Linked DNA regions of Homo sapiens: region 1 is linked to region 2. A link is a loop called in an ENCODE intact Hi-C map of the cell type or tissue named here. Cell type or tissue: dorsolateral prefrontal cortex. All regions are shown on one strand.

Region 1 (2,500 bases), 140 kb before region 2:
TTCACAGCAATGAATGGAGTTGGAGACCATTAGTCTAAGTGCAGTAGCTCAGGGATGGAAAACCAAATATCATATGTTTTCACTTATAAGTTGGAGCTAAGCTGTGAGGACACAAAGGCATAGGAATGACATAATTTGGAAACTCGGAGGAAACAGTGGGAGGGGTGAGGGATAAAAGACTACACATTGGGTACAGTGTACACTGCTCAGGTGACGGGTGCACCGAAATCTCAGAAATTACCACTAAAGAACTTATCCATGTAACCAAAAATCACCTGTTCCCCAAAAACTATTGAAATAAAATTTAAAAATTTTTAAAAGAATAAATGACAAAAGACACATTAAATTTAAGCTGTCTTTCTCTTAGGCGCTACTTTGTAAACCTATCCAAAAGAGCATGTGTGAGAATGTAATATAGTATAACCACTTTAGAAAAAAATTGGCAGTTCCTCTAAATGTTCAGTGTAGATATGACCCAGCAATTGCATTCCTAGGTATCTGTCTACTCAAGATAATTGAAACATATGTCTACCTAAAAACTTAAACACTAATGTTTATAGCAGCATTATTCATAATAGCCTAAAAGCAGAAACCTCATTGCCCATCAAATAATGAATAGATTAACAAAATGTGGTATGTCCATATAATTGAATACTATTTGTCAATAAAAACTAATGAAATACTGATCCACAACACGAATAAACCTTAGAAACAGTATGCTAAGTGAAATAGGCAGACACAAATAAACATACATTGTATGAACCCATTTATCAAATGAGTCCAAATTAGTTAAGTCTATGGAGACAGAAAGTAATTTAGTGGTTTCCAGGAGCTAGTGGCAGAGGAGGTAGGGTAAAAGAAAGAGAGCTGTAGCCAATGGATAGAAGATTTCTTTTGGGGCGATGAAAAATGTTCTAAAATTAGATTATGGTGATGGTTGTGCAACTCTGTAAACACAGTAAAAACTAATTGTACACTTTAAACAAGTGAATCTTATTGTATATAAAGTATATATCAATAAGACTGTTAAAAATTGCTTTAAAAACAGCATGTTTGCTTCCTACCTTGACCAAGAGGAGACTAGCAACAACAGCAAAGGTGTTTCATCCCTATCTTTAGCAACATTTGCACTTTTCGTCAGCCCTCTGCTAAACGCATCATTCACTACCAGCAGAGGGAGCTAAAATGATAGTGTTAACCAATCTCTGCTCCCAATCACGCATCCTGTGAAGACAGTAAAAGACTATTTTCAAATTTAAAGAAAATTAGGGACAGTTGAGTTTGTCCCTACTTATTTCTACTTATCAAAAGGATTGAAAAGTTGATGTGACTATTCGTCTCTTTAAAACAAGTTCATATTGATCTACTTATACATCACAGCTTCTTGATTGCACAATATTCTCCATAAGAATATCTAGATATAATGTGATAGAATTCGACATTTGACCAAATCCTTTTGTTCTCTTTCCTTATCACTTGCTTTTTAGACAGTCAATAAAATGCAGCAAAACAAAAAATTTACATCCTCCCATGAAACCTAATCATTACATACATGCATCTCCCAGCTTTACCCCTGCTCCAGGATCAACCAATTTGTAATGTCATTACAGTGCTTAGGATATTACTGCAAAATAAACATTGGCTATTTTTGTTATATCCCAGGTTGATAAAACAGCTTATGAAAGGGCATTCATTTATTCTAGAAATGTTATTGAATGTCTTTTATGTTACCAGGCAGTGGTGAAAAAAAGCAGATATAGAAAGTGCCCTTGTGTGACTTACATTTATATGGGGAGGGGTCTTGATATAGAATAAACATACGAATAAAATGGAACACCAAATTGTAATAAACACTTTGAAGGAAAGGCAGAAAATAATTAGAGAAATTATAACAGGGGCTGGGGGGACCTAATTTAGATTGGGTGGTCAGGGAAGGTCTTTGAGGAGGAAGCACTTACCCCTAAGAATGGAGAAGATAATATTCTAGGCAGGGGAAATAGTATTCCGTGAGCCTTGAGGAAGGAAAAGACTAAAGGAACTTCAAGAAAGCCTGGGGCCTGTGATGAAAAATGGTACTGGCTGAGGTTGAAGAGTAGGGAGAGGGCCAGACCAGGTCAGACCCTGTAGGCCATGTTAAGGGATTGATATTCTATATTAAATGTAATGTGGAGCCACTGAAGAATTTTGAACCCATACGTGGGTTATCATTGTTGCATGTCTAATAAACCATTCTGGCCCTAGAGTAGAAGCTTGATCAAAGAGGCTCAAAAGTAAATGTGAAAAGGGCATGCTAATGTAAGGAAATCAACAATTTTTTGTGAATTGAATGTGAGATTCAGGAGGGTTGGGAAATTGTGGAAGTCATTCTAGAAAATCAATGACACAGTCCCCAGCCTATTTCAGGGCAGGCTCCAGAATTCATGGCACAGTCTGTGTTCATTCCATTTCCCTGCTAACACCACTCCTAGCTACATCCTCAAAAAAGGATCAGCAACTATGA
Region 2 (2,500 bases):
ACTGCAGCGTCTGCCTCCTGGGTTCAAGCGATTCTCCTGCCTCAGCCTCCCAAGTAGCTGGGACTACAGATGTGCATCACCACACCCAGCTAATTTTTTTTGTATTTTTTATAGAAATGGGGTTTCTCCATGTTGGCCAGGCTGGTCTGGAACTCCTGACCTCAGGTGATCTGCCCCCCTCAGCTTTTCAAAGTGCTGGGATTACAGGTGTGAGCCAACGGGCCCAGCCACCACTCATACTTTCAATGCATAAACGACTGGCAATGATCAGTCAACATATCAACAAAAACATAGAAGCTCATATTATTAAGTCTCTATCCTTTAATCAGTGCAATAGTTAAGGAGAGTTTACATGTGTGCTTTACTTCTAGTCAAACAAAAGCAATCACCTCTTTATCTCCTGATGAAATTATACCTTATTTGAGCATAAGCCAGGCACATTGTTGCTAGAGAAAGGAAAGAGAGATGGTGTTGAATTTTCTAAACATTTGTGGCTCCATTTGTTGACAAAACCTTAAGATGTTTGAAAGCTGTGTTTCTGTTGCTGACAATGATAGTTGTTCTATTGGAAATTTAATCGTAAATGGGGTATGACACCCAACTCTTAAAATTTGCTCCAAGTGACGTTATCTCAGCTATTATCAAAATGTGGCCCAAGGAGGGCCTTTGAGGCATCGCTTGTTCCTTCCCATTCAGTCTGTAGAAGCAGGAATCAGAAGATGATTGAAGTGGCATAGTGGCCAAAAGTGAGGAAGCTGCTTTCTATAGAAATGAGCTTCCTCCCAACAAAGAATTTCATTTCTAAATTGTTTAATTTTGGTTTGCAGGAGATTATTTTGTGATCCTGGTGTGCTTCCTGCATCTGTTTAGTCTTAAATGCTTCCAAAAACATTTTTCAAAATCCACTTCTGATTTTCTACTCCTTCCTAATACGTGGACCACTAAAATACAACTCTTCTTTTTTTTAATCCTACCTTTGAAAATGCAAATGTGTGCGTCTTAAAAGCAGATTGGGAAAAAAAACAAGTGAGAGCTGTTGGAAGCATAGTTTGAGTGATGTTGGTTCTAGTATTCATGCATCTTACAGAACATTGCAAACGATGTGAGTTTTGTCACTTCCATACGAAAAGTTAGGACCTTTAAATTATAGCCACTGTTTATGTTGGACTGGGGCAAAATAAATGTATTGCACTCCCTCTGCTGGCTTTTAGGTGGCAACAGCTCATTAACCAGACTTATTTTTAGATGTATTTCCCCATTTTAAAACAGATAAAAATGGAGTGTGGGAAAAGGAAGCAAAAGCTGGAAAGTTGTTAATTTTATTATTCATTTAAAATGTCAGAAAAACAAACATCTGCTTCATACAAATGGTTAGGATAAGCAAGAAAGCCAGCAGTTTTCAGGCCTTTCAGTGTTGTCCTAAGAAAAAGGATAGGGCCCCTTCTCTGTTTTCCCTGAGGCATGTCTCTAACAGTCTTTAAAAATGTACTCAGTTCCAGTGAGAACACGTGGACACAGAGAGGGGAACATCATACATGGGGGCCTGTCGGCAGGTGGGGGGCAAGGGGAGGGAGAGCATTAGGACAAATACCTAATGCATGTGGGGCTTAAAACCTAGATGATGTGTTGATAGGTGCAACAAACCACCATGGCACATGTATACCTATGTAACAAACCTGCATGTTCTGCACGTGTATCCCAGAACTTAAAGTAAAATAAAAAAATTAAAAATTAAAAAAAAATTACTCGGCCAGGTGCGGTGGCTCACACCTGTAATCCCAGTACTTTGGGAGGCCGAGGTGGGCAGATCGCATGAGGTCAGGAGTTCGAGACCAACCTGGCCAACATGGTGAAACCCTGTCTCTACTAAAAATGTAAAAATTAGCCAGGTGTGGTGGCAGACGCCTGTAATCCCAGCTACTCGAGAGGCTGAAGCAGGAAAATCGCTTGAACCCGGGAGGTGGAGGTTGCAGTGAGCCGAGATCGCGCCATTGCACTCCAGCCTGGGCGACAAGAGCGAGAGACTTCGTCTCAAAAAAAAAAAAAAAATTACGCAGTTCCTTCAAATACTGAAATGAAATAATCTTTTCCCAGAGCTTACTGAACAGCTTATTAGACTAGTATGTTTAGTATGTTCAAAACAGTCAGGGAAAGCAAAAACATTCCTTTGGCTTAGGGTGGGAGGAGGAAAAGGATATCTCTATGCTAGTGTCAGAAAGAAACTAAAAGATCATCACACTGAAACTCCATACCTCAGGGGAGGCCACTTCCATCCATGAGAGAACATTACCTACAAGCCTGGAAGAGAATTATAGCACCATGGAATTTTAGAGCCAGAGGACCTAGGAAGCAACAGTCTACACATGAATGAGAAGGAGAGATCATCTGGAGAGGAAAATGCTCCAGATGTCAGGGCTCTCGGGGACCCCAGGCCCTGTTCCACTCTTGTTCATCATGCATGGGGAGGGTTTTCCTGCAAAGTTGACCTTCTGCTTGGGCT

The links. A loop is a pair of places that touch in the nucleus more often than their neighbours do. Peaks named below come from ENCODE experiments on the same cell type or tissue, not always from the same donor. Only the 100,000 strongest peaks of a DNase experiment are listed, where the experiment ranks them.
Region 1: a loop joins it to region 2, with 15 times the contacts of the local background. A loop is called at or near these places in 44 of 110 quality-filtered maps.

What each region holds. Positions count from the first base shown.
Region 1 is chr12:71,414,654-71,417,153 of GRCh38, forward strand. No RefSeq gene overlaps it. Among named protein-coding and RNA genes, the nearest start is that of LGR5, 24 kb to the right of the region's middle. RefSeq lists a silencer at 1,087-1,136. In dorsolateral prefrontal cortex, CTCF peaks have their summits at 1,160 (motif pointing right) and 1,360; no DNase peak of the experiment used is centred here.
Region 2 is chr12:71,550,535-71,553,034 of GRCh38, forward strand. The region is part of intron 4 of LGR5 (leucine rich repeat containing G protein-coupled receptor 5); the gene reads left to right. The region is part of intron 2 of LOC105369833 (a long non-coding RNA gene); the gene reads right to left. Among named protein-coding and RNA genes, the nearest start is that of LGR5, 110 kb to the left of the region's middle. In dorsolateral prefrontal cortex, a CTCF peak has its summit at 1,183 (motif pointing left); no DNase peak of the experiment used is centred here; H3K27ac peaks cover 516 bases.